Linked DNA regions of Mus musculus: all the other regions are linked to region 4. The links are chromatin loops, found by intact Hi-C in ENCODE. Cell type or tissue: heart. All regions are shown on one strand. Region 1 has its middle 110 kb from the start of Gm34972. Region 2 has its middle 11 kb from the start of 1700110C19Rik. Region 3 has its middle 52 kb from the start of Gm34972. Region 4 holds the start of Gm16168 (a long non-coding RNA gene). Region 5 overlaps Gm34799 (a long non-coding RNA gene). Region 6 overlaps Qk (quaking). Region 7 holds the start of Qk (quaking).

Region 1 (4,000 bases), 450 kb before region 4:
GTCTAATACTATCCGGAGGGGCCCATAGCTCTGGGGCATGACAGATGATGGTTGTCAACCCAATCTCCATAGGTTCTATCTTGTGAGCAATATGCAGGAAGCATCATTCCTATTTTACAAAGACCATCTCCTGGAAAAGAATTAAAGGAAAAAATAACAGAGAGATAAGAGAGAATTCTCATCCAGTTATTAGTAAGGACCCAGTGTTAAAGCCCAATAGCAAATACTTATACTACTTGGCTTTTTTTTTTCTTTTGAGGCATAGGTCTCACTATGTAGTCCTGGCTGGACTTAAACTCATGGAGTTCTGCCTGCATCTGCCTCTCGAGTTCAGCTATTATAAAGCTCTTGGTTGTGTGGAAGAACCATTGCTCTCCAAGGGAGGAGAAAAAGCAGAGTACATTTCACTCACATAGGCCAAGAACATCCTGTGTGCCTTGGAAGATTGCTGGACACTAGTTACCCAGCATCTTCCTTTAAAGATGTTATACTCAAGAGTTGAAGTGGGGCTGGTTAAGACTGCTCTTCCAGAGGCCATGAGTTCAATTCCCAGCAACCACATGGTGACTTACAACCATTTATAATGGGACCCAATGCCCTCTTCTGGTGTGTCTGAAGACAACTACAGTATACTCATACATACATTAAATAAATAAATCTTTTTTTAAAAAAAAAAAGAGTTGAAGTGGTTGATAAACAAAGATTCAGCTGAAGTTTCGATGTGAGCCATAAAAATTACTGGACCAGAATGAAAACTGATGCACAGTGGAACCAATTCTAGAAGCTTGAGAACCCAGAAGAGAGCAAGCAAACACAGCTTGGCCAGTACATCACCATTCTAGACCATTTTCAAAGCTGCCTTTCAGAGCTCTGGGACTCAGGCATGTTAACGACCCAGCACTGTGAACTCCTGGGAATAAAGTCTATTCAGTCTACATCACCGTGTGCTAACATTTCATTAGCACTCAGATGCATTAATGAGGCAGAGAAGTGGATATGTGCAAATGTGTGAGTTTACAATCTATTTTAGGTTTGGAAATTTACTATCAGTGTAGAGAGCATCAAAGCTGAAACCTGGGCATTCCCGAAACCAACTACGGGTGGGAACTGCACTTGTCCAGTGGGCCTCAAGGTGGGTGTTTCCATGTAGTACATGTTTCCAACTGCACACACATGGATCTGCAGTTGCTCCAAAATTTCTCCCCAAAGTCACATATTTTTCTCAGGGACAAATCAGGGACTCTGTTTTGACCTTTTGGCCCAGTGCCTCAGCCCTGTGCTCCTTTTTTGTTGTTCGGAGTATCACAGTGGCTATTATCACAGGGATGAAGAACAGAAAGACAGCCCATTGAGGCTTTATTCTTTGCCCTTCCATTTAAACAGGGAAGGAAAAGACGAATGGAGGGAAGAGGTGGGTCTGTACTTCTCTGAGAGGATTATGCATGTGCTTTTGTCTCTGTCCGGATTCTTGAGTCCGTGTGTGACTACTGCTGTCTGGTAAAGTATCTTTGCAGCTGTGCTTTTCTGGACAAGACATGGCAAGGCAAAATGGGCCCCAGGTTGTCCTGAGCTGGCCCATGTTAGTCCCTTGAACAGCTGCCTGTGAACACACCTGCTAGAAATAAACCTCAATCGCTTTCACCGACGCTCCCTGGACAGGACTTGAAGGCAGGATTGTCGTCTCTGCTGTTGCCCGGTTTCTCATTCTCCTCCCCTAGGAGTGCCCATTCGTCCTGGCCTGACTCATTTAAAATCCAGCCTGACCGACTGAAGGGAAAGACTTCGGAACTCCTTGAACTCCTAAACAATTCAGCCCACCCTTCCTGAGCCATGAGGATGTTTGTAAAAACCCAAACAGCCCGGGGAGGTGTCAGGAAGTGAACCAAAGATAGCATGCTGTTTATAGGCCAGAAACAGTACTGAGATTTCAGTCCGGTTTGGTTGTTTAGATTGTAAAGAGAATGCAGACCCTCCCAGGGAAAGACTGATAGTCTGCAGGCGATCACCCAGAGAAACTACCTCCATAATGTCTGGCCAGCCTTGAGCCTCAATGGAGCTCAGAGGGAGACAAATGATAGAAAGGATGGCAGAAATAATTGTTTATTGAGTTCAGAGTAAGAAGAAAATGAGGAAACTTCAGAAGACACTTCACAGACCCTCTTAAATTCAGGACCAGCCCAGTGCTTTGCCTACTGAGACACTGCAGAGAGGTCAAGTGTGGGAATGCTACAGAACTTCCATTGCCCAAAACAATTTAAAATAAGACAAACACGCAAACAAACAACATCCTCTCCTGTGAGATTCAATCCTGGCAGCATTTGCCACATGTGAGGGACAGAGGGAGCTAAGCACTAATCCCAGAATGACCAAGCTCCTTTAATGAAACATTCATAACTCGGAAGAAACAGTGGCGTTGTATGGATGTTGCTATGCTCTGGGTCTGAAATGACTCCCAAAGGCCCACGTAGTATAGGTGTGATCTCCAGCAAAAGCAATTTAAGGGAGAAAGGGTTGGTTTGGGGTTACGGTTCTAGAAGATACAGTCTTGTGGCAGGAAGCAATGTCAGCAAGAGCTTAGGGGAACTATATACAGTGCTTACAGAGTAAGAAGGCAGAGGGAGACAAGTGCTGCTCAACTCACTGTTCTTTTCCATCCAGTCCAAGTCCCCAGTGTTAGCATTCTATTCAAACTCCACCCCACAGTTACCTGGTAACAACAGGCAGGCCTGACCCACTCTAAAAGAAGTTGCTTGACCCCTTCTCCCCCTCTTGCTCTCTTGATCACTTGCTTCTCTCCTGCTCTTGCTCTTCCCTTCCCCATTCCCTTCCCTTCCCCCTCTCTCCATGTGCTCGTGGCCATGGCTGGCCTCTACTTCTCTTCTCTCTCTACTTTTCTTTCTTCTCTCTCTCTCTCTCTCCTCCCCCCTCCCTCTCTCTCTCTGCCTTTCTCTGCCTCTACTACCCTCCTAACTCCCCCTCCTTCACCATGCTCTAAATAAACTCTATTCTATACTATACTGTCTTGTGGCTGGTCCTGGGGGGTGGGGGGATGCCTCTACATAGGTCCCCTGAGACATCCCCTTCCCTCATACCTCACCACACCTCCATAGAACATATCCCCCTACCTCTTTATCTTTTTATAAACACATCACCCAGCACGTGGAATATTTCCCACCACAGGTAATATGACAACCAATACCAACCACCCTAGGAGTGTGTGCTCTCTTGACAGAGATTAGAGAACTCTGGTCTCTTGCTTTTCTCCAGTTCAAGCCCTAGCCATGAGGTAAACAGCTTTGCTCTGTCATGGGCTCCCACCAGGATGAGCCACTGCAGTAGTAAAGCCACAAGAACCCACTGGTCATGACTAGAACATCCTAAGGGAAAGCCCAAAAGAAGAAGAAAAACCTTTTCTCTTTGTAAGTTGATTATCACTGGTCCTTGTTACAGTAACAGACAACTGACAAACACGAAGTATTGGTTCCCACAGATTTCTGAGCTGAGGGATATCTTAAAGGATGTTAAAGGACTGAACTCCGGGGCTTTCTAAACAGTGAGTGTTGGAGACACATCAAAAGTTCGGTCTGTGCTTATGCCAACTCTTAAGAACTAAGATGTCAGAGGAAGAGCTCAGGGTTTCTCATGAAAACAGCAAGGAAAGATGTAACAGAGGAAGATCTACCAGGTGTCAAGTACAAACGGGCAGAGCTTGGAGCCCACTGTTGAGCCCTGAAAAAAGCTAGATTAAATCTTAAGTCACAAAAGGTGATTACTGTTTTAAAAATCTTTACTCTTTATCAAACTTACTTTTTAAAATCATTCCAAAAACCTTAAAATTAATAAATTTTAAAATCTCATAGTTAGATTAACTTGGCTGTCATCCTATAAAAGGAAAAAGATTACATAGCAAAACCAAAGATTGTTTTCCCCACAGAATTAAATAACTACAAAAATTCCCTTGAAGGCCCTTTGTCCTAAGCAGTTCAGTTGGAATCTCTGG
Region 2 (4,000 bases), 160 kb before region 4:
ACTGGTTGCACCCCTTCTAGGCCTGGCCTGCAAATATCCTTTTTTTTTTTTTCTGCTCTCCATCATTGCCTGACTGATTCAAGCCAGCTGGGTAGGAGCCACACAGGTCCCACAATGAAAGCATGGGCAAAGGCCATTCTCGAGAGCTTTCCCTTGCCACGATCCCGTAGCCCAGATAAGGTTGTGTTGTATTTTCACCAACATGCGCTTGGCAGGCCACAGATAGACCCTGCGCTGGAGAAAGGGCCAGTACTGAATCGTGGAATGTGAGTGATGTCACTGGTGGTACCTGTCCAGTAGGCGCCCTGTCCTTTACCTTCCTGTAAGAAGAGGTACTTCCCTCTCCCCTCTCAGAGAAATGGATTGCCACAGTCACCAAGTTGAGCAGGCAGTCCACGATGAGTGGAGGGACACACAATGTTGGTCCCAGTAACTGGTTCAAGGATAGCTACTACTTGACCCAAAGCAAGAGTGGCAAGTGCTGCTGAAGCTGTCAGCAGAAAACAGGGCCCCTTGTTTAGGCAGATTACTGGCTGAAGATAAAGATGCTTCAGGAATCCTGGTAGCTCGGTGAGGGGCTTGCTGAAGAAGTCAGGAAAAAGCAGAGCTGAAGAGAGCATTTCCCTGTGGCTTGTTGGGGCTCTTGAGCTCATTACGGTTGATTCACATTTCTGTCACCCTGATCCATAAACTTCCTCCTGCCTTAAGGTGATTGGAGCTAGTTTTCACCAGCTTATAAGGGCAAGGTACCAGTTTACCAGCTTTGTCCAGATTCCTTTTAATTTTCAGTGAGCTTCTATCTGATTGAAGGTTTCTTGTAGTAAGTAGTGAACTGGGGCAAATTGGAAGTTTTTATGAAATTTAGCACATTTCCTCCGATGTTTCCTAATAGTAAGATTTAACTAGTAATATTTGTACACTTTCGTTCAAAGCAACATAGTTGCAATCCCAGGTATTTCCAAAATGTGAACTAGGATGTAAGTTATTTTCTATTGCTAACTATTCAGGCTCTCATTGCTGTATAGTGTGTACCCCAAACTAAGCAGGATGCTTCATAAGACCTATAATCCATGTGTTTCATCTCAACCACTGTTAGGTATTACAAGGCTTTGACTTAAAATTCCTACCTGGTTAAAGCAACCCCCTTTCCACAGAGGAGTCTTTGTCCCAAAGCTGCTTAGTTCCATGTTGCCATCCTCTTCCTTTCTGATGAAAACTAGCCTGGCCAATCCATCCTTTACTGCCCCTGTATTCACTCCCAGGCTTTAAGGCCATTGGTCATCCTTCCTGTGAGACAGTGCTTTAGGAAGAAAGGAAGACTGCTCTAGCTTCCTCTCTTGAGCTCTGAGCCTTTGCTCTCTCCCTTGCTCTGTGCACTCCAGACCTCCCAAAATAAAAGCCAGGAGGAGTGTTTAAAAATAGTTTTTAAAAGCTTCATAGGGTGTGTGGGTGTCAAGGTAGCTGTTTGCGTGCAGACTTTCTCTTGGGATTCTGGGTTCTGTGCACAGAACATTTATGGAAGTTTTTCAACCTTCCATAGTGAGTGTCGATGTATTGTGTCTAACCCACAGGCTGATTTTGCGCACGTTTTCCCCGACACAGCCACATTCTGTTCCCTTTTCTTGCCTTACGTATTAGTGTAGACCCCTAGATCTTCATGCCTCACTTCTGTGGGTGGCAAAGGAGAAGGCAGCCGCCAGCGCAGTGGAGAGGGCAAAGCAAACCTGTCTGTTAAGAAAGAGCGGGACAGAACAAAGAGCACACATCCTTTGCCAACAGTCTTCGGAAACAGGCTCAGTCCGCTCATGCGCAGGAAGAAGGCCGGCCCGGGATAGTGTGGGCAGGAACAGGCAGAATGACCCCCGGGGATCACGGGTTTGTTGGAGTTTCCAGCACCTTTCATCCTTTGTCCCCACTTCTGATTCACATGCATATTACCCTGACCAACTCCACACTAAATTCTCTTTCTCCCCCTGGCTCTCTGGAAGGTGGTGGGAACCTCTAAATATTTATGAGGTGTCCGGGACTCTGGTGCTCTTGTGGCGCTAATGAATGCGTGCCTGCGCACAGGGACCCGAAACCCGGCAAAGGGACGGCCACACAGCTCCTGGCCTCGCAGTTCCCAGGCCCGGAAGAAAGCGGGGAGGATGAAGGGAGGAGAAGCTGTTGTCAGGAGAGAAACAAACGGTCGGGCTACACAAAAGAAAGAACAGAGTTCCATCTTTGCCCGCTGGAGCGCTCTGGAGCGGGTAGGAATGTGCGTGAGGCAGGGGAGTAACTCGCCCGATTCCCAAGTCGGAAATGAGTTTCCTAGGAGACAAAGAACCTACCCGCATTTTCTTTTAAGCCCCACTTTCTCCAGTTAAGAGTCTGGACCTCTCGCAGAAGCTGTTAGGGTCCTTTATGCGCTGTTTTCATTAGGGAGCTAAATTCCGTCTTAAAGTGAACTCTCCCTAAATATGTTTGCATAAAGGAATCTATAATTCTAGCTTGGAATGTAAATCACCTGTAGTAACAGGTGGTCTTCGTGGTATCTTAATAGAAAGAGTGATGTATTCATACATTGGAAATGAACCGGGGACGTCGGAATGTCCGGAACATCAAGCACCAGAAAGAATCGTCTGCCTAGCCCCCATTGGCTCGCGTCTCCAGACACCGAGATCTGAGGGCTCCCTCAATGTCACTCCCAGGCGGGGGAGTCTGCAGGCAGCTAGTCTATTGAAGTCATCCATACAATGCTGATTATTTTCCTTTGTAGGTCTCAATATCCAAAAAGATTAAGGTTTTGTTACTTTAAAACACTCGTTCCGGATGCAAGAAACAAGTAACCTTGGCTCCGCTCATCTATCTTCCTAGGATGCTAAAAAAAAAAAAAAAACTAGGAAATCCTACCTCAGGCCTGGTCATGGCCCAAACTTTAGCTCTGCCAAAGGGAGGCAAAGCAGAAACTGAGCCCTAGCTTCCTTTTGAACACACTAGAAGCTCTGCGCAGCTCCGTGACAGCCTGTAAGTCAGTTGTAGAGAGCTAAGACTTCATGTTGGAAGATTCAAAACATGTCCCCAGGATCCCACCCTGCCCTGTCACCCAGACCTGACTATGTGATTCCTAAACATTCCGCACAGGAGAAAGACTGAATTTCTTGTGCTTCTGCACCAGGGCATTTCGTGGAAAAGTGCGAGTTAGTAGGAATATTTAGTAAATGTTTTCAGTGAGCATTGCGTAGCTTTGATCAAAAGAATGTACAGATTCTGTCGCCATTTTGTGAGGTGATAGGACTGAGTTTGTAAACACGACTACTTTGTGGTTGTCTATCGTTGTGGCTTCTACTCCGGTGATCTTTCCAGTTGGCCTTGCTAGGATCTGCAAAGGACTCCAGAGAGCTAGCTCCCCACTGACTCGAAGTGTGCTTTTAGAACCAGTGAGCAGAGCGCATACAATTCATCCCAAGTTTTTGTGTGTTTTTTTATTTTGGCTGGCGTTTTGACGAGTTTGCCGATCTGCTTACTGGCTTGTTCTGAGCACGCTGTCTTCTTCCTAAGGTACCTTTGACTGACTTGGAACTCGTAACCAACCTCCTGCCTTTGCCTTCCCAGTGCTAAAATCCTGGCTGTGCCACCATAACTTGGTTTCCTGTAAATTATGAGCCTTTAAGAAATGTGTCTATTCTTCTGGAACGATGTCACCAATTAACTTCACCTTAAAAGTGGTATATTAAAATAACCTATATGGGAATAGGTGGTAGGAGGGGCTGTATTTTAAAGTGTAAGATTCACAGAAGAAGGAAGGTCAGGCCCCTGTTCTATTATCCTTGAGTAGAACATCCTAGAATGTGCTAGAATGAGGTTCCATGAAAGCTCAGATATAACCTTAGGGGTCGGGAAAGAGTGACGTTTTCTGATGGGGCAGAGGGAGCTAGGGATGAACATGTGAACATGGAGGGTACACGTTTGTCCAGGAAAATTACACAATCACAGAAACTGTTACTACCCATAAAATCGC
Region 3 (4,000 bases), 400 kb before region 4:
ACAAGGAGTGGGGTGTCTCTATGATGAACCTGACCTTTTTGTTTTGGAGGGAAGTTTGTGAAAGTATTTGAAATGTTGAGCTGGAAAAGCCATACAGTACTTAAAGTTTAATAAGCTATGATAGAAAACTTGGAAAATAATGCTGAGAGCAACACAGGTAACAAATTCTAATTTTTGAAGTTTCAGAAGGGAATGAAAACTCTACTAGGGAGTTTCATATGATATTTTTGAATTAAGAATCTCTAGAAGTAAAATTTTTGCTTTACTGGAACAATTGGAGCCTGTTAATCGAGGGTGAAGAATAAGCTGTGATTCATAAAAGATAAGCATCATTGATGTGAAATCTTCTGAAACATATTGCTTCAGAGTCATTGTACTGAAAATGTGGTCCAGAGGTGGCTAAGGCTGTATTTAAAGCTGGAAGCAAAACTTAGTAACATATAAAATCTCTAAAATGTGATGCTGGTTTTGGTGCCATGAAAGCTAAAGAATTGAAGGTGTCATGGAGAGAAGCTGAAGCTTGGTCCAATGTGCTTGAGTCAGGGTCTTTAAAGAAAGGTCAGGAGGCTGGTGATAGTGCAGTACAGTAGAAACTCCAGGATATTGGAGATGCCAGGTCCATGGAACATCTTCTAAAGGCAGCAGCAGGTATTGAGTGAAGATGGTCTGAGCCCACGAGAGAAGTCATGTGTGTGCTACATATGGCAGAACTAGAGAGGTAGGGCTGTTCAACCCGGTTGGAGCCCAGAAGATCCTTAATGAGTCCCAGACACTGGACACTGAGTTTACAATGTTAGATTTTTTTTTTAATCTGATTTTATGTCCTGGTTTCTCCCTCTTACAATAAGAAACCATATGATGTCTTTTTTTTTTTTTTTACTTTATAAGAGCACACACTTAAGAAACTTTGGAATTTTAAGGAGAACTTGGATTTCTAAGTCATTAATTTTTTTTTAAATTGCAAAACTTAAAAGTTGTACCATATTTTACACTATGATATGATCATGGCCCACACCTATAATCCTAGCACTTGGGAGGCTGAGGTAGAAAGACCTTAAGTTTCACAGCCAACTGATGAATAGGAGATTCTGTCTCAAAGGGCTTAAAAATGTGCAATTGGAGGTATAATCCTGTCACATGTCTGCTGGCTCACTCGGTACAGCCCTTAGAAAATGCATCCTCCTCTTCACATTTTAGCGTGATGCCACAGGGCTGAGACAAAGCAGTCTATGGCAGAGCTTATCAGGGAAAATAAAGCTTTCAAATCTTATCTGTAAGAAACCCAGTTCTGAATACCAATTATCTGTACACCCTGCAAAGAAGAGATCAAGTGGTGAACCCTCCAGGCCATGTGCCCTCCTGAAATAAGAAGGCAGAGAAAGTATGGCTTCAACCCTCCTCTGCATCCAACTGCTCCATCTCTGTAAGCCTCTGATGATCACAATGACTCCACAGAAGGAAGGCTTTTAGCAGGTGTCGGGCATGGAGGGTGTTTTCTTTCCCCTACAAAAAATCAGGGCACAGTGTAAGCTCGAGGAGGGACTGACTGGAGCTGAAGTAAACTGACTCTAACTACACTGAATCTTTAGCCAAGGCTAGACACACTTGACTGCTTCCTAACACCCATCCCAAATAGCAGCAAGCATCTCTCCAACCCATCTCCAGGTGGATTTAGTGCTGAGTCGACACTTTCCCCGTTTCCAGTTTTCTTGGGGAAATGAGGCCAGCTCCACACAGCAGCCAGAGCCCTTGGCTTTGATGACAGCCTTCAAGAGGCTATATTTGAGCACAACCGAAAGAGGAAATGAAGCTTCAGCTGCGGGTCAGCCCCGTTGCCAAGGAGGCCGGGGTGAGCATCAAACAGCTGTGTTCCTGTCAGTCAGCAGAAACTCCACCTTTCTAGTGTTCTCACCATTTAATTCCTTCCATTTACACTCGTGTGATATTATAATAAAGGGTGGTGGCCAAGAAGTTTTGAAATATCTCCACAACTTAGTCCTCCCCTCCCCCCCAAAAAATCTCTCCCATAAGTATTATTTCCTGCCAGAAAATGAGTTGGATTTGCTTCAAAACTGCTTCAGAACTGGTGAACATAAATGCCTCTAAATTTAGCAAATATCAGCATGCTCAGTCAATTTGCAATATTTTTCTCCCCTCCCTTGCAAACCCTGTTTGGCCTGAAAGTCAAAGTTGAACAGGCCACTGGATCTCTCCCACGCCTGTCTTTTCCTTCCTTCCCACATCTGGCTTGATAGTTAATTGATAAAAGATGAGCCCACTATTTAGTAGCACAGAGCTGACCATGCCGAGTCCCTGGCCTTGCCCTGGCAGCAGCTAGCTATTCAGCGGTGAACTAGGTTCCATCCCTAGTCACTTGGCAAAGTCACTGAGTGGGTGGAGATGGGAAAAGCATCTGTCTTCCTCATCTATGCTCAAAACACAGCATTTCCTCAAAGCCTGGGAGAGGGGACAAAGAGTTCTAACTGCCTACAAACTTCAACCCAAACACGGTGATATCACTCTCATGGACAGGGAAAGCACTAACAACTGTTCAGCAGACTCTGAGGTCTTTGCACTTGAGTTAAGCAACACTAAGAAAGACAGGGCATTCTATATCCTGCCAATAGTTACAACATGGAAAGCAGGAAAGGATTTCTTCTCCGCACACTGTCCCTTTAAAAACAACAACCAACTCTGCCTCATTTCCTGCTCATTGGTCCACTCTCATCTTGGACCTCTCTCAGAGATGTTCTATCCCTGTCCGGTATCTCACAGACCAGGGGTGCGCACATAATCACCTGATACCACTGATCCCTGAGAGCCTTCATTCATAAGAAGTCAGCTCTTGGCATCTGAAAGAAATGACAACACTGACAAGTCCCACAGTGTGATGCATGAAATGCAGTGCAAAGAATAAATTAACTCTTTCTGTATTGCTGTTAGGATGGGTTCCAGCTACACATGGGCTTCTTAGGTCTTAGGAATACATTGCATTGTGGAGATGGTAGCACCTTTCTTGAACTTATTGAAGATTATTTCATCTCTGTCATTATCATCATCAAAAATAAGGCCTTTATGAAAGTAGGAACTATAACAGGAAATCCAAGAAGAGCTGAAGAGAAAGGAAGCAAAAACCAGAAAGAAGGTTCTCAGCTGTAGAAAAACCAGGGTTTCTCTGAGACCCTTACCCCTACTCCAGAAGTTTCCTAGTTCCAGTGCTCCTCCATAAAGACCATAAGCACATGCTTGTGAATTATACAAGGTCAAACGTGAAGACTGATGGATAAAGCCTGGGACAACAGAGCTGAAGGGCAGCCCTGTGTCATCTGTTCATTTCAGTTGACCCAGATACATGTTAGACTTAGATCACCACAATGCAGCACTGTCTTTCCAGATGCAGAAAACCTAAATGTTAAGGTACTATGATTTTTAGAGCCATGATCATATTCAAAGAAACAAACAAACAAAAAACTGATGCTACTTTGATGCACACTCTACTATGAGCACCACCATGAAATTTGTTTCACGTGATATAATAGCATATGAACATTCTGTGGGATTCACAGTAACAGCTTGAAAGGAGAAGTACTCTTATAGCTAATTTGTCTCAAAACGAGGCTTAATTTATTATTAAAAGAGGAAGGCCAAAAACCAATATTTCAGACCATCACCTGAAATGCAACTAAATCCCCACAGCCTGTTAGGAGCCTCCTCCACAGTTCTAATGTTTGCTTGAAGACTAGAAGAGATTTTTCAGGGTGATGACCTTAACCCCTGAGCATCATGGGATGGTTGAGAACATTCCAGGCTGCTCTTCTATTTCAGCAGGGTTGGGCACTAGAGACCAGCAAGGAGAACTAGTGGTCCTGAACTCTGTGTTCTGACCCAGGCTGCTCAGACCCACCCAAGGGATACCACGAGATGGAAAGACAAAGAACATCGTCTTTTCAAGCTGAGTACATTCTCATTCTGCCGTCTCCCTGAATCCCCTCCCAGGCCA
Region 4 (4,000 bases):
TAATTTCAGAGACATATTTAATCATTTTGGGCACAGGACATTACTTCATTTAATTACTATGTAACAGGAGCTTACGTAGACCATTTGATCCACTTAACAGGCATAATGAAAAGAGAGGCCACATAACAGTTCCATTTGGCGACCTATCACTACTGGGGAGTTTTCAAGTTTTCTTCTTTTGGCTTTCTGTGCTCTCTCAGTCTTTCCTGACTCTTACTCAATTCTCACCCTGAATTACGCCAGGTTGGTTCTTAAGGCTGCCCCTGCCAATGAGGAGACTGAGGAGCTGGCAGGAGTTTTAGTCTCCAGACCAGGCCTTGAGGGTCAAGACCACCACCAGCCTTCTATTCTACGCACCTCCCTGCGGCTTCGATTTGGCTAAGTCAACTCCAAAGTGCTGGCTGCAGTTCTCACTGTTTCCTTTTCAGAACCAAGCCTTCTGGGCCACAGTTATGATGTCCTGAGCCCACCTGCAAGGCAAATCTAGAGTACTGTGGCTCGGCTTCGGGGGCCCCTCCATACCGAAGCACTCTCCCTGGGCTGCTTGTCTGGATGAAGGTGCTCTCAGGGCCAGCATGTCCCCTTACTATTGCCCGAGCCAGGGGATGACTGCCTTTATGGCCGTCTCAGCTGTTTGCCTGACCACTCCTCTCTCATTCGGCCATTGTTCCAGAACACAACTGGCACAGCTGCTCTAATTCTCAATCCTTCGCATTTCTTCCATGATGGATCATCAACTGCCGAGGACAGGCAGAGTCTCCCCGTCTCTGCTCCCACAGTGCTTGCCTCTACTCCTCTAGCACACAGCAGAAGATTCTGAACTAACATCGAGGACCCTAAGATCGGACTGTGCCCTATCGGTCAAGGCCTACGTGGCCCTGAGCGAGCTGCTTAGGATCTGTTGCTTTCAGCTTGTCTAGAAGACAAACATTTCACAGTAAGGCTATTTGTGAAATCTAAATGATGTACTAAATCCAGACTGCAATGTATTTCATATTTATATCAGTGTCTACATAGGAGTTTTATGTGGCCTATCTAGATGGAATTTGACCAAATCTGAAAATCTGGCTGAAATCTGTTGGCTGTAAGGGATGCCTGAGCAGAGTCTATTCTTGGGTGTGTCCTGAGTCCCAGGAAGCAGCTGTGGAAGAAGACAGTGACCCTCAACACCAGCCTGGTTTGGACTGAGTCTGCAGACAGAACATTTCAAAGTCGGTTATTTTATTGTATTTTCACAGAGAGATAATGCAGTTTAAAATACGGACTTGGCAAAGCCTCTGAGTGTTAGAGACTTCATTACCAACCTTCAGCCGCTCCCTGCTTTCATAAGAAGGAATTTTTAGAAATGGGTGAGAGTTGTTACCAATCCACTGGTAGAAACAGCAGGTATCCCCTAAGCTCATGGACCCAACAAAACTTCTGCTGGCTTCCAACATTCAGTACAGGAAACATCTGTTAAGCAGGATAAAGATCTAAAAAATATTTGTAGGTAGCCTAGTTGAGCTGAACACTGGTAATTCATTGGACATTGACCCTGAATCTTTAAAGCCCCCTTCCGGTCAAAGTTTGAAACTTTGGACTGTCCTCAACTGGGGGCTCTGGGCTGCAGGCTATACACAATGGAGTCCATAATCTCTGGGGCTCTGCAATCAGCAACCTAAGCATTCCGACACACTAGCCCTGGGGATCCTCCCTTCTGCTGGCAAGGGAACTCAAGGTATTTTATGAGATGCCAGGGCATTGATTCAATGAGCAAGGACCACGTTTATTTTAACCAGTGGGGAGAAAACAAAATCAAAATAGAAATTTCAGCTAATTTATGGATAATAAAACGCATCTGTCTAATTGATTAAAGAATGTTCATAAAAATTCATGGCTGTTTCTTCTCTTCTCTTCTCTTCTCTTCTCTTCTCTTCTCTTCTCTTCTCTTCTCTTCTCTTCTCTTCTCCCTCCACTCCCATCACCAGCAAATCATCCCCAATTCCTTCTCTCTAACACATGAGGATACATTTCCAGGGACACGTCCTGGGGGTGGAGTGTTCTCGGAGGGGGAGGAAGGACAGCTGGCTGGAGACTGGGAACAAGGTCACAGTGTTCATCTCTGGGGACCATAGAAGAATGGAGAATTGGCTCTTTCATCTCCTGTCTCTGCTCTCCCTTTTGCTGCCCTGAGTCTCTGCTGTCCCCAAGTGGCCAGCTAGGCCACGTATGTGACCCTGAGATGCTAAGGGGTAGGTAAAAGTTTCCTAAAGGGTTTCCTGTTGAGATTTGCAAGCTTGGACTCTTTAACCCTTCATTCATGGGACAGTCTGTGCATGATGGCAGAAAGGTCAGTGAGCAGCTTTCAACTAGCAGGAAACTGGCGCTGGTTCGAGCAGCAGCAGCAGCAGCAGCAGCAGCAGCAGCAGCAGGACAGGTGGGTACAAGGTTGAGACCAGTGTCTGCCTCCTGTGGGCCACACGGTTGTCGCCAAGGTGACTCAAAGATTTTTTGGGGGGGGGGCTGCTTTGACCTCACAGAGAGGCTATCAATCTCTGTGTTGCAAAGATTCCCTTCCTACCTAGCTAGACTCCCTGATTATCACTGGAATATTTGTCCCTGGTGCATAAGAGCTCAGAGCCCCAGCCTTTAAAGAGCTAAGATGAAAATTAAGTGGAAATGGATAGAAATATACATAGCATTTTGTATATGCTCACTCCATGAGAGGTATACATTTATCATCATTTGTGTCATCTTTGTTAATAACTTGTGAATTTGTTTAGAAAAAATAAAATTGGATTTTTTTTTTTTTTGGTGTCTATTTCCAACCTAAAGAAACCATGCTTTGTTCCCTATAGAATGAAAGAACCTCACAAGTAAAGGGAAGGAATTCCTTATAAAGTCCACTGAGAAACACAATGAGACTTGAGAGCAGCATTTGCCACTGAGTCTCTCCAGAATATTGTGACGACCCACGTGGCAAATGGTGCTTACCATGGAGAATAGAAGCCACCAGAGCTAGATGTAGAGAAAAGTCCTGTGAAGCCACCATGATAGGTTGACAAATGCACCTGCCAATAACCTTAAGCGTGAGCCCTCCCAAATGCAATGTATTTATCTCCATTGTTCAGAAATTATCAATCAAGTGATTGCTTCTCCTAGAGAAGCAAGAGCACACAGGAAATGGGCCATGAGAACTTAACCTTGAGCAAAAGCTTAAATCTCTTAGAACTGTGCGTCAGATGGAAGATCAGAGGGAGGAAGTGGGAAAAGAACGGAGCCATGTGTGGCTTAGAAGGGTTAAATGATCAGATCCAATAGCGGGGTGACTGGAATGCTTTCAAAGCTGATGCAAGGCTGGATGACTTTCTGAGGCTGGGGCAGCTTTAGGCAGATTGGAATGAGCACTTCTTTCTTGCCAGGTGAATTCAGGAGCAGAGGAGGGAAAAGAAGGGCTGTGGCCCAGCCTGGGCTGGAGGGCCCTGCATGTGTGGCCTAGGGTGAGAAGTCTCATTTGTCTGGCTTCTGGGCATACCACCTGCAAGTATGAGAGATTTACAGAGTAGATACTACTGTGATGGCCTCAGGAACTACAGGTCAACCCTGCCTTCAAGGGACGAAGGAGTATCATACTCAATAGTTGGGATGGTAGCCAGCCATAGACATAGGGAGTGAGTGATCTGTGTCAGAGACCTGCTGCTTCTCAAATGAAGGTTGGATGAGGGGCTTGAGCCCTGGCGCCCCTACAGGTCCTAGACAATGGTTTAGCCGGTCACAAAAGCCAAAAAGAAAAGGCAGAACCCTCACCTCTCCAGGTCACCATGGGTGAACAAGGTGGCCCAGCTCCAAATGTGCAATGGAGGTTCAGAGGCTCCATTTACACAGTCCAGAGTATATTTCTCCCAGCTGTGTAGGTTTGATAGTCAGGTGAAATGCATGGACTTTCTCGGTTGCAGTCCAGGCTTCAGGAGTGTTCTCTTCAGCTAGGTAGGTCTCTTGGTGCTTTTATGCAGTGTGAGAT
Region 5 (4,000 bases), 600 kb before region 4:
ATGTGTTCCCGAAGGAGGGGACACAATAATTAATGGGAGGAGCCCAGTCAGGGACAGCATAGAAGTAGGAGTTTATTAGAGCCATTGAGGGAACTTCAGGAAGACCCGCTAGAGCAGTGGTTCTCATCCTGTGGATCTCGCCCCCTTGGAGGCCGAGTAGCCCTTTCATAGGGGTCACCCAAGACCACCAGAAAACACAGATATTTATGTTACAATCCATAACAGTAGCAAAATCACAGTTATAAAGTAGAAACGAAAATAATTTTATGGTTGGGGTCACCACAGCACAAGGAGCTGTATTAAAGGGCCACAACATTAGGAAGTTTGAGAACCACTACTCTAGAAGGTTCCAAATGGTTTCCCAGGGGAAGTCTCACAAATGTGCTAAGGTGAGACTTTTCACCTTTCTGGTTAGAGTAAAGAGAACTGGGTGTGCTGGAGACAAAACATATTTGCCTTTTGCAGGGACCCTTACGAGTTCAGGGCAGTTTTTCTGGTCCAGGTGAGACAGAATTCAGGCAGCCAGAGTCAGAAGAAAAAGTTAGAGTGCCCAGTGAGGCTGTACACTTTAACAGCGGGGCTCACACACTGTTGCCACGGTAACAGAGTTTGTATGAGCTCAGTACCTGGAAGAGGTGAGGAGAAAGGAATTCTAGCCGGAACTCCGTTAAACCGCACCGGAGAGCCTGGTGGTCACAACTGCCGAGGGAATAGTAAGTGGAACTCTGGTCAGTGTTTGTCATGCAAAAAAACTTTACAGAAAGTTGTTTTGTTTTCAGAATGGGGTGTGCTTCCAGTATGGGAGAAACAAGCATCTAATACGTCTAACGTTTGTAGATTTGCTCTCATCCATATTTGCGTATCACACTGTCCTACAGGGACCACAGGCAGAAAGCATGCACATTGACTGGGGAGACTGAAAAATCGGGACAGACTTCAGAGGAGGCTTGTCTGGGAGTTCTGCTGGGAGTCTCTGTCCTTCTCCTGTCCTGTGGTGCGCTGGAGGACCTCCCTGGATCCAGCGTCAGCAGAGAGGTGTTGCTCCTGCGTCTCAGTGACTACGGCAGTGAGGAGATGGGGGTTTGAGAAGTAAGTTGTATCTTCTGAGTGAAGCCTTATGCTTCCTAAAGGCCAGAATCCTTATGGAATGAAGGAGTAAGGGAGGCCACCCTGTGGGCTCTGAGTGACCTTAATAGTGCTGACCCTAACCATGCTTCACAGAATTAAACAATAGAGAATGCCAGCTGTGTGGTTCCCGCAAGAACAAAAGCTGGGGACACACTCATTGAACCGTGCCCGCTGAGGGACAATCTTGGACTCTCTCTTCTAAAAGCTACTAGAGAACAGGTCAATTCTTGCTTTCTGAACTAACATCTAGGTCATACATCGAAGCATCTTCATTGATACAGGAAGTAGAAAGCCACAATAGAGAAATGGCCAGACTGGGTCAGGCAAGGGAGCTTAGAGACTAAAATACAATCTGAGCAGTCAAAGCTGTGCGAATATTTCAAACAGAAACCAAGCAGAAATAGCACCTTCCCGTGACATTTCCCGTGCCTTCTAGGGAGAATCTCCCCGTTATTGTTATCAAGCTTGCAAAGTGATTATGTGCCTAGCCATAGCCCCCGAGGAAGAAGACATTTTAAGTAGGAAGCCATCAGGATCGTGAACACAGTGGTGCCTTCTTGACTTTCTCGGAGGAGCTGGGCCCCACAGCTGGGTGACAGTGCCCTCCTATACACAGAATAAGGACTTGGTTCCCCGTGAGCTCAAAACATGGACAATTCTTAAGCCATGTTTACCAAAACTTCACGTTGCTAAAGAATGTGCTGGGGCACTAAGGAGAAATGATCTTCATAAAACCCGGATGGCTCCAAATCTGATGTAAAGTATCAAGAAAGCAAGAACACACAAAAAGTAAACAAAAAAAAACACCAACAGGTAATTTTAAAAAAGAATACTGGAAAAAGATAAAAGTCCACAGCCAAACAAATTGAGAGAAAAGTGTTAGTTGAAAATGGTTTCACTTGGCCAACCCTGAGAAGCTCAAATACGTTAAAAAGCTACACTTCATTATACTGGATCCACCATTTCTAGCATTTACCTATAAGAAAACCCTTTTATTCAAGACTACTATCAACATAAAGAATAATTTCCTAGGAATCACTAATGAACCAAATGAAGGATGATCGGTTTAAATGGACCTATGTTTTTCTTTCTCAGAAAGCTTTCAAAAGGAAGGGATATGTTTTTGAACCAACAATCCAGATTATATTGATTTGTACCGTCCACTGAAGCCAGCCACACACTTTTTACGACATTGGTTGTGCTTGCTGCCTGCTGAACTCCAGTCTTTGGGAGGGGTCTTTGGCTCCAGCGCGAAGGCAAGCCCCCAACACTTCCAGCAGGGGGCTCTGTCCCCCAGCACAGACTATGAAATGCTAGAAGACAGTTCAAGGTTAAGATGGCTACACAAATAACAAGCCAGTCACATAGCCTGGCCACTAGGACAGTGCAGCATAAATGTGTGGTCATGGTTCAGGAATGTTACCATGAGGATAATCTGTGACAAAATCTTATTATTAGGTCTTATCCTGTGCGCTATTTTATATCTAACCAAGCGAATCCAAAGGGGTGGGTGTGGTAATACACAAGGAAGCAAAGAGTATTTTTTATGAAATAACATCAAAAGATAGGCCTCACATTAAAAATACTGAGAGATTTAATGATTTTCCTAAATGGTTGATAACTCACAAGTGCCAGTTTTCCATTAAAGAAACTAATGTAGGAAAGAGAAAACGTGAGAGTAAAGTTAGAGGTAAATGGAAATGAATTAGTTCTCCTGAGATGACAGACTGAACTTTGCGAAACCGATTTCTACAATTAGGGTGATGGTGGTGGTTGGAGGAAGCTGTATTCTGGTAGACATGTGATCTAGATGACTTTTTCCTCAAATACTTTTATCTTCACCCCCCCACTCTTTCTCCCCTGCAAAATCAAAAGCCCTTTACTTACAGTTTGAATTGTAACTAAATAAAAATATTTGGTTCAGAGTTTGGGAGGCACCACTCTGAGCAAGAATGATTAGAAAGAAAGTAAGTAGCCATGCCAGCCCAAAGCTGCAAAGTAGAAAGTTCACACAGGCCGCTTCTCGTTCTTGCTTTATTTCAGAGGATGATAGCTTCTAGAAGGGGCTCACATCCCCACTGGGAGAGAGACTGCCACCAGACAGGTGCAAGTGGCTAATGAATGATGACATTTGCAAGAGAGTGGAACAACTTATTCCCTTCCCAGCCCTAAGAGGCTTTACGTGTAATGCACAAAACACAGGCGCGAGACGCAAGTCATGAGGGGAGGCTGTCAGGCGGGTGCCATTCCTCTATTGAAACACCATAACTCTGTCTATAAATAAAACAAATAGTCTACGCTCAAGTTTCCAGTTGATCCTGTGCTGAAGATTCTAAGAATGTGAATCGCTTTGTCCACACTAAATATCAACATTACGTGAAGATGCCATTGTCTCTTTCTTGGGTTGTATTTGTACTGACTTTTCATATTCTCGGAGTGAGCCCTGGGTGCTTGCCATGAACTACTAGCAGAGGTCAAGGGTGGAGAGAACACTGTGTAATGTAAGTACTCAGTCTCCTACAAGGGCAACATTCACTGGGGCTCATTCTCAGCCCCGCCTCTTCCCTGGGAATGTGATTTCAACAGAGGCCAGGAGAGGAACGTTCACTCCCGCAGGCATACCTCGCCCAAGCAAGGCCACATGGGAGCTATTTCTAGCAGCTAATTACGAGGCACTCAAATAACAACACTGGATAAAGGGGAGAGATAGCCACAGAGCTCATGTGAAGAGCATGCTTGCCACTTGCCAGTCCCTAGCTGGGCAAACCCAGCTTGGAGGTAGGGGTGCAGTAGAGGGAACGCGACCAAGCATAAGTCTTTCAAGTTTACAGCACCGTGGTAGTAACTGTGGGCTCAAAGCAAGCAACTGTTC
Region 6 (4,000 bases), 270 kb before region 4:
GTATCGAAATGTGATATTGTAAAGTCATAGGACAAATGAGTTCCATAAGCAAATACAAAGATTATCAGAACACTACAAACAGCATAATCATATATATATATATATATATATATATATATATATATATATATATATATATATATATATATATATATATAAACATATATACTACATAGAATAAACAGTTACAAACACAATTTTCTGAACTTTTTGGAATTGTGGATGACAGATTGGTATGTGTATATAAATATATAAATATATATATTAAATGTATGCATATATTTAAATGTATGCATATGCTACAATGAGATGTAAGCATGTCGTGAGGTTTGGCAACAAGCTATGTCAAAGTAATAACAGGTCAAATACCATGGGCCTAAAAGGGTTTTACTATTGTAAAGTATGAAAGTGTAAATGCTATTCACTTTATTAGAATGAGACATAAAATCTTCATCATCAAAGCGCCATGCTTCATAATAAAGCATGATACTGACACACATTATCACCAAGACTCAGATAAATTAACTTCTCTACAAAGTCATGATGCAGAACAGGCTCCTAAGCAGGATGCCTGAGACAGAGCCCTCAGGCTTTAACCATTACAGCCGTACAGTGCTATTACCACATTCAGCACTCCTACAATACCTTTATGTGAGAATTATCTTCTGAATCCATCAAAGGCTTCAAATTTAAAAAAAAAAAATGAGGAAAATCATGTTTACTTATTAGTACTTTAGGTGATTTAAAACAGAACTGGAAACTGGTCAGATGGCTCAGGAGGTGAGAATACTTGCTGCCAAGTCCGGCGTCCTGAGCTCCATCCTAGGATCTACATGGTAGATGGAGACAGTTCTCTTGCAGCCTCACTTCCAATGTTTTCTTCAACCAAAACTCAAGTTCAAAGCCCTGAGAATTGACTACAGTGGGGTTCTTTTCAGCCTCAAAACTGAACAGGCTCATGCTTAGAAGCACCATGAGATGCTATCATCTTTCAATGGCCTTCAAATTGTACTTTTACAGAATGCAGACTCGTCTGATGACACTCACAGAAATCTATGCTGTTTTGTTAAGAAAAGATCGATTATACACAGACACATGCTGCCTTTTCAGTTTTACTTTTTCATAACCAGTAAATATTTCCCAAACAACTCTCCCCCAAATTCCCTTTCCTGTGTTTATGTGAGAGAGTAGAAGTTGGGGAAGGGAGTCTGGGGGGAGGAAACACTGACTGTCTCATATAAAAAGCTAGGAATTTTTATGAGACTGGAGGAAGTAAAAGACAATGAAATGAGTAAAGGAAAAGGGGTGGCATTTTATTAGAAATCTCATTTTCATTCTTTTTCATTTTTAAATTAAAACATAATTATAAAATTCCTACCACACCTCAATCTCAAACTCATGGTCTCTTTTTAAGTTATAAGCAATTTTAATAACAGAACTTTCCCTTGTTCTGCTATGTCCAACTAACTCCCTTAAGCTCCAGAGGCTAAACAGCAACACATCAGAGGCTTCAATACCAATGTTGCATAGAACTTTCTCAGAGTCTAAGATCTAATCATAGTAAAACCTAGTAAAACCTCTTACGTTTCATCTTCTAGCGCTGGGGTTATACCTGCTTCTAAATCTATATTATAGTATGCCTGTCTTCTTTCTTTCCAGTTTACAGGAGTTCTTTGGCTAACTCCTTTCTAAGTTCTCTGTTGAATTAGTACCTACTATGGTTCACATTTTCTTGACTGACACAGAAGGTAAGTAGTTTACCAACACCACTCCACAGGACCTGAACTTCCCAGACTGTTTTTGTGACCATGTTTACATCTTCTTTTCTTACATCACCAATCTCATTCTGTGAATTTAAGGTTACATGAAATTTGACAGTCACGCTCAATTATTTGTTGTAGGTCATTTAAACTTTCCTTGATTTCAAAACCTTCATGTCTCCTGAGAAGCTTTCACAGACAGAAGTCTGTCCAAAAGAGGGTTAATTGTATGTGCTAAGCTCATCCAAAGATTGACAATAAAACTAAGAATCCATACCAATTGCTTCCTCTTCCCTTCCCATGGCTCCTTTACAGGTCTTCTAGTTTAGTTGTTTAGAAATGATGAACAAGCACCTACTAGAATGAAGCTTCTTTCTGTGCTAAATCTAACACTAAAGGACCCTCACAAACTGAGCACCAGAAAAGCTTCATCCTTCTGACTGAAGAAGCCTCCTACAGAATGCAGAGTGTCATCATTTCAACCAGGTTATAGAACCTTGCTTATCTTTGCCGAAAGTCCTCAACTCAATTCAAGCATAGGTTAAATTGCTATTTCATTAACAAATTCATGAGTCAAAAGTCCTAGGCATGTTAAGAAAAAAGCTTCACCTACTATTTTCTAGTCCCTCTGACTTTCTCCTTAAATGTAACACCTGTCTTAGTGGCCACAATTTATCAGCAAGTTATGGTAGAAAGCATGAAGTACACTTATCTAACCAGAAGAATTTTAAACATTCAAACCCACATGTAAATAATGCTCCATCTATTAGTGTGTTCAACATGCAGCCTACTGCTCACATCACTGAGGACAGTTGTGAATGCGGCTTAGCACAAACAGTAAAGTTACTTAAAACATCACACAACTTCTGAGGGAAGGCTTGAACAATTTTGTATCTTGACTGCATTATCAGGCAAGGCTAGGTTTTGTGTACTGCTGTTTTGGTCCAAGACTGTTGAAACTTTCCTTGGTCAGGAAAATCATTCAATTAAATATTTCGCATGCAAAGAGTCTTAGATGTTTATAGCTTATGAAGAACTAAGCATTTATTATTTAATTTAATCTTAATAACTTGTGAAGCACTCAGCACCATTATTAGCTCTGCCACTGACTGTACTGTTTTACAGTGAAACTAGAAGAAAAAAATGTATCATTGTCTTAATGAAGCATTTACTTTCCTTAGTAACAAAAGCTATAGTTAAGTCACAATTGAAGAATGAGGCAAATTTAGGATGAAAATAACACATCCCTGTAGGAAAGTAAAACATTTTATTTTTGAAATCCAAATTGTCCCATCATCCTCATCCTCCTCATCCTCCTCCTCATCCTCATCATCAGTACTAGTACTAGGAGGAGGAAGAAGAAAAGGAGGGAAAGGAGGAAGGGGAAGTTGGCTATTTTTGCTTTTTGTTGAGACAGTCTTTAGACTGACCTCAAACTCAGAGAGATCTCCCTGTCTCTGCTTCTCAAGTAATAGTAATAGATTAAACATATGCACCACGTTTGTCTATTCCTCAAGTTCTTAAGTGTAAAATTACTTAGCACTGTAAATAATCTATCTTGATGCAACCATTTAAGTTAGCTACTAGAGTATACATCAAGTCTAGAGCTCAAACTCGGGGCCTGAACAGTGTCACCTTAAACGTGATGCCTGCAGCACCAGAGTAACTATGCTTTAAAGGGGAAAATTATATAAGGTCACCTGTGTCTGGCCACAACTGTACACACTGTGCTATGTCTAGTCTGTATTCTGAGACTTTATAATATTATATAGTACAGCATGTCAATCAATGTGACACTAAATGAATTTATGAAATTAGTAACATACTATCAGGAAAAAAAAAGTACTTAAAAAGAACTAAAAAGCACATCAAGAAATCAAGGAGGACTGCTAAGACGGTTTGATTAGTTATGGCGCTTGCTGCCAAGCATGATGACCTAAATTCTATCCCTAGGAACCACACAGTCAAAACAGACAACCAACTCCTCCAAGTTGACCTCTGACCTATTAATCTGTGTATACAAGCAAACAAATGTAAAAGGAAAAGAACTCAAATACTATTGTAACAAAAGGACCACTGAAGGCTTCAAGGTCTAGAATAATGTTTAAGTTACATAAGTGTCCACTGGTAGTAAATAGAACAGACTCACTGAAGTGTGTGTGTGTTAGCTTTATCTACAAGTACCATAAGAAAAAGACACAGAGAAACGATGTAGTCATGTGCTACTGCTACCAAAAGGA
Region 7 (4,000 bases), 170 kb before region 4:
GGCCGCCGCGCCGGGGCCGGGCGCCTCACCTTCGTCCAGCAGCCGCTCGAGGTGGTTGAAGATCCCGCAGAAGTTGGGCAGGCTGCTCATGAGCTTCTTGTCGTTCATCAGCTGCATCAAATAATCTGGGGTGGGCTTCGGCTTCTCCTTCGTTTCCATTTCCCCGACCATATTCCAGGCTCCGCAGCTCACTCCGCCCGCCGCCGCCGCCGCCGGAGGAGAGGAGGGAGGGGCGGGGGCGAGCTCCGGCCGCCGGCCGCTCGGGACGCGGCGTCCCGCTCCGCGCCGGCTCCCGCTCCGGCTCCCGCGCCGAGCCCCGGGGCGGCCGGCTCCGCGCGCCCGCCCGCCCCCCGCAGGCACTTTCGCCCGGCCCGACGCGCCGCGGCCGCCGCTCCTCGGCCGCCCGGCGCGGCTCCCCTCGCGAGGCCGGCGGCAGAGGCGGGTCTCGGGCCGAGCGCGGCGCGGGGCCGCTGCGCCGCGAGGAGCCGGGGGGCCGCTCGTCGGCCGGTCGCGCCGCCTGCGCCGGAGCTCGCGAGTCTGCGGTGCTGTCCGCCGCGGCGCTCCGCGTTACCGCCGCCGCCGCCGCCGCCGCGCTCCGACTGCGCTCCTCCTCTTCCTCCGCGGCTCTCCTCCTCCTCACTCACTTGGCGGCGGAGTTCGCCTCAGTTCAGGCGGCGCCGCCGCCCCTGGCCGCTCGGGCGGGACGGCCGGCGCAGGGCCGGGCCGCGGCGGGGAGGACGCGCGCCGGTGGCCGCCCGCGCGGGGCCGGGGTCGCGGCTGAGGGGGACGCGGGCGGCGGCGCTGGCTCGTCGGCGCGCTGTTGCTGAGGCGGCGGGCGCGGTCGGGTGCGGCGGCTGAGAGGAATCCCGGCGGGACTCTCCGCGACGCGCTGCGCTCGCCGCCGCCCGGGCCTCGCGTCCGCGCGCGTTACTATAGTTTGGGTTTTTTTTTTTTTTCTTAAACCTCTTCGTCCACCTTCCTCGCTACCCCCTCAAAAAAAAAAAAATTTTTTTTTTTTAAACGTCCTGTTGCTTCACTGGGGACTCTCGGGTGGGCGTCACGTGTCCAGACACGTAGCCGAGAGGCTGAGAGCGCGTGCGCGCGTCGAGGACTGTGACCACGCCCCTTCCGAGGGTCGCTCCGCCCCACCTGGCGGAGAGCGCGCCGTGGGGGCGGGGGGTGGGGGGGAAGCGGGCCTGGAGCGCGCCTGCGTGGGGGTGGAGCGGGACGAAGATGGCCTGCGGACGGAGGAGCGGGACCGAACCGTTCTGGCGCGGCGCCCACCTCGCGGGGCGGGAAACCCGGCCGTCGGATCGCTTGGGGTGCGAGGTGGCGGCGGACTGAGTTGGCGTGGGCGCCCACACCGCAAGTGTCTCCGGCGGTAGGGACTCCAGTGAGGTTTCCCCTGGAGCCAGCGCCACGCGTGACGGGCCTCGCGTTGCCGTGGGCTGCGAGGCGGCCCCGGACCGTGGGCGGAGACGGCACACGCGTGCGCACCCACGGGCGTGCGGGCGGGCTCTGTTCCATGCGGCGTGACGCGCGGTTCCGTTAATCCTCACCGCAGGTTCCAGTCCCTGGTGGCGGAGGCGCTGGCTCCTCAGCGGTGCGGCCCCCGCACAAGGGAGCCTGTGTGAGGAGTACATATTCGGGGAAAAAACGAAGTGGCCAACGCCTATTTTTACCTACTTGACAAAAATAAATAAATAAATGACAGGCAGAGGGCCAGGACAGGGGCTTTCTATGGCGTGTAGAGGAAGTTCTGCCGGTTACATTTGTTTCGGAAACAATGTTCCGAATTGCAGCAATGAAGTCCTGCGATTTATAGAAGCTGTCGGTCATTAAATCTGCATCATCCCTGTTTTGTTGCAAGTTCTCTATAACATGCTCCATTAAAATGTAGACAAGATTGTCAAATTAACCATTTTGAGAGTTGGCCCTGGCTATAATTTTCTGGGAATCATCTCACTGTATTTTAAATGTGTACGTAAGCAGGCTAGTTGGATTGCTTTTTTTGTTGTTGTTGTTTTAAACTTTGATTTACGCGATTTCTAAAGAGCATTTTCGAAGTTTGTGTGGTACCAACGGTATTTAAAGCAATTTTACTCTTTTCCTGGCCAGTAGCTTCTGATTATTTTATTTAAAGACTACAGTTTGGGTTGGTTTGGGTTTTGGTTTTCTAGTTGTCCATTAAACTACGTTTTTTAGAGCAAATGATGAACAAAGTTAACATGTAATTGAAATAATTTTAATTTTCCAACAATGGCTATAGTAGTTCTTAGTACTATAGATAATCCCTTAATTATCTCTAAACAATAAATTAGTGAAAGCATGGAATAATTTGATCAAAAAGCTGTTACTACATTTTCTAAATCTTTCTTCAGAATCTAGAAAAAAACGAGGTTTCTTTCTTGTATATTATTAAAAAATATTTTGTCACTGAATTATTATACATTGTCTGTGTTTGTGCAAGAGAAGTCCCCTTTGTAAGTTGGTCACACTTATAGGCCCTTTGGTAACTGCTCTCCCTCTATAGCTCAATCAGAGCAGTCCTGTACCTTAGGCAATCCTGGCAGCCCCAAGTTTTACATAAGAGGAAACCCCTGAAGAGGAAGAGGGAAACTGAATAATTTTATCCAGCACTATAGCCAATGAGCCCTATCTGCTGTTCAAATCCATGTATATTTTATACCAGAGTGCCCCCATCCCCATTTTACTGACCCTATCCAGTAAATCCTTTGAATTCATTACAGTGTTACATAATTTTTGACCCATATGTCCAACCACTTTTATAATGTAGTTGAATGAAAATAATAGGCAATATTCATTCACCATGGCTCAATCCCTGGTGGACCCATCACTTGGAAATAGTAGCCATTTAGTGCATTTTCTCTTCCCCTGCTTAGTTTTGCCTGATTTCTCAGGTTAAGAAAAAAAATATCCAGAGTTTCCCAAGACCTATTAGGCCCCAAGAGATGTTGCTGCCCAAGCTCACTAGATGGACTCCTCATGTGTCTTGACCTCTACACATGCTTGGCATCTGTAGGGCTCTGGGCTTGGTGTACCCTTGTAAAGTTTTCCCTAGTTGCCCAAAAGCCCCACTCCAGCTCCCATATGCCACCTCTATTTTTTGTTAAATGTTTAGTTGTTTCTGTCACATTTCTCACATGCCATGTCAGATCTGTGCGTCAGTTTGTTTGCCATCAGAGACTCTCACGCTTTGAGAGTTCCTAACCCCAACAACAGCACATGTGTAGGCTCTCATGACTTTGGTGTTCAAAGAGGAGTGTCATTAGCTAGTTGCATACTTGAGGTTAAAATTCTTACCTGATTTAGTTCCTTCAGTGCTTCCCCCGACACGTGGGGAGGTGTGAGTAGCCATATTTGAACTGAGATGGTTGGTTGCCTAGGAACAGCTTAGTGGCTAGTGGAGGCAGTCCAGGACTGTACAGCAAGTGAACACATGGCCTTTGGGGCCACTGACCTTGCCCAGGCACTCATCCATAGGCTCCCATCTTTGTCTGTCTCCCACTCTTCTGCACATTGTGCACATGTATTGATCACACAACATGATGAATGCAATGTAGACTACAAAGTTTATTGAGATATGTACCTTCAAGCTTACAATCTCAGCAATTATTATAGATCCTTCAGTCCTGTTATTGCAAACATTCTAATACAGTTTTCAAAATGTGCAGGATAAATGTACATGAAGATAGGTATACACAGGTATATGAAGATCCTTGTAATAGCTCTTTCAGTGAAAACTCGTCTATTAACAATAAAATTGGCTCTTCATTTTTATACTAATTAGCTAGGAGTGGAAATGTGCTTTCTGTTCAATTTCATTGGCTCTACTAGCTTGTTGCATCTCTCCACATTTAGAGTAAAAACTTAACAATATTCCAAGCAGGTCTGTCTTTATTGCCATGGAGTTTTTTATAAGAACTAAAAACTGCACATTCAATGTATGATGGTTCTTTGTTCCAATATTCTTTGAAAG

The links. Peaks named below come from ENCODE experiments on the same cell type or tissue, not always from the same donor. Only the 100,000 strongest peaks of a DNase experiment are listed, where the experiment ranks them.
Region 1: a loop joins it to region 4, with 3 times the contacts of the local background. A loop is called at or near these places in 5 of 42 quality-filtered maps.
Region 2: a loop joins it to region 4, with 3.0 times the contacts of the local background. A loop is called at or near these places in 13 of 42 quality-filtered maps.
Region 3: it touches region 4 in a loop (7-fold over the local background); 5 of 42 quality-filtered maps call a loop at or near these places.
Region 5: a loop joins it to region 4, with 6 times the contacts of the local background. A loop is called at or near these places in 7 of 42 quality-filtered maps.
Region 6: a loop joins it to region 4, with 3 times the contacts of the local background. A loop is called at or near these places in 3 of 42 quality-filtered maps.
Region 7: a loop joins it to region 4, with 7 times the contacts of the local background. A loop is called at or near these places in 20 of 42 quality-filtered maps.

The regions. Positions count from the first base shown.
Region 1 is chr17:10,036,438-10,040,437 of GRCm38, forward strand. No RefSeq gene overlaps it. Among named protein-coding and RNA genes, the nearest start is that of Gm34972, 110 kb to the right of the region's middle. In heart, a CTCF peak has its summit at 2,341; a DNase peak (open chromatin) is centred at 1,754; H3K27ac peaks cover 1,007 bases.
Region 2 is chr17:10,333,371-10,337,370 of GRCm38, forward strand. No RefSeq gene overlaps it. Among named protein-coding and RNA genes, the nearest start is that of 1700110C19Rik, 11 kb to the left of the region's middle. RefSeq lists an enhancer at 193-3,804. In heart, a CTCF peak has its summit at 2,226; DNase peaks (open chromatin) are centred at 1,811 and 2,671; H3K4me3 peaks cover 1,561 bases; H3K27ac peaks cover 3,673 bases.
Region 3 is chr17:10,091,863-10,095,862 of GRCm38, forward strand. No RefSeq gene overlaps it. Among named protein-coding and RNA genes, the nearest start is that of Gm34972, 52 kb to the right of the region's middle. In heart, no CTCF peak of the experiment used is centred here; DNase peaks (open chromatin) are centred at 1,799 and 2,359.
Region 4 is chr17:10,491,194-10,495,193 of GRCm38, forward strand. All of the region lies in intron 4 of Pacrg (PARK2 co-regulated), which reads right to left. It overlaps A230009B12Rik (RIKEN cDNA A230009B12 gene), which reads left to right. Exons shown (of 2, transcript NR_077237.1): 2 at 101-1,864. Gm16168 (a long non-coding RNA gene) reads left to right here and starts at 2,005. Exons shown (of 3, transcript XR_003952273.1): 1 at 2,005-2,416. In heart, a CTCF peak has its summit at 2,193 (motif pointing left); a DNase peak (open chromatin) is centred at 2,108; H3K4me3 peaks cover 460 bases; H3K27ac peaks cover 3,249 bases.
Region 5 is chr17:9,891,716-9,895,715 of GRCm38, forward strand. The region is part of intron 1 of Gm34799 (a long non-coding RNA gene); the gene reads right to left. Among named protein-coding and RNA genes, the nearest start is that of Gm34799, 13 kb to the right of the region's middle. In heart, CTCF peaks have their summits at 2,405 (motif pointing right) and 3,710; DNase peaks (open chromatin) are centred at 3,316 and 3,746; H3K4me3 peaks cover 203 bases; H3K27ac peaks cover 2,391 bases.
Region 6 is chr17:10,220,792-10,224,791 of GRCm38, forward strand. All of the region lies in intron 4 of Qk (quaking), which reads right to left. Among named protein-coding and RNA genes, the nearest start is that of Gm34972, 77 kb to the left of the region's middle. In heart, no CTCF peak of the experiment used is centred here; no DNase peak of the experiment used is centred here.
Region 7 is chr17:10,318,703-10,322,702 of GRCm38, forward strand. Qk (quaking) reads right to left here and starts at 659. Exons shown (of 8, transcript NM_001159517.1): 1 at 30-659. The coding sequence starts at 171. It overlaps Gm46608, which reads right to left. Exons shown (of 1, transcript XM_017317774.2): 1 at 949-4,000. The coding sequence starts at 1,643. The coding sequence ends at 1,017. It overlaps Cahm (colon adenocarcinoma hypermethylated RNA), which reads left to right and starts at 1,217. Exons shown (of 1, transcript NR_037588.1): 1 at 1,217-2,439. In heart, a CTCF peak has its summit at 1,560; DNase peaks (open chromatin) are centred at 59, 619 and 1,149; H3K4me3 peaks cover 3,577 bases; H3K27ac peaks cover 3,819 bases.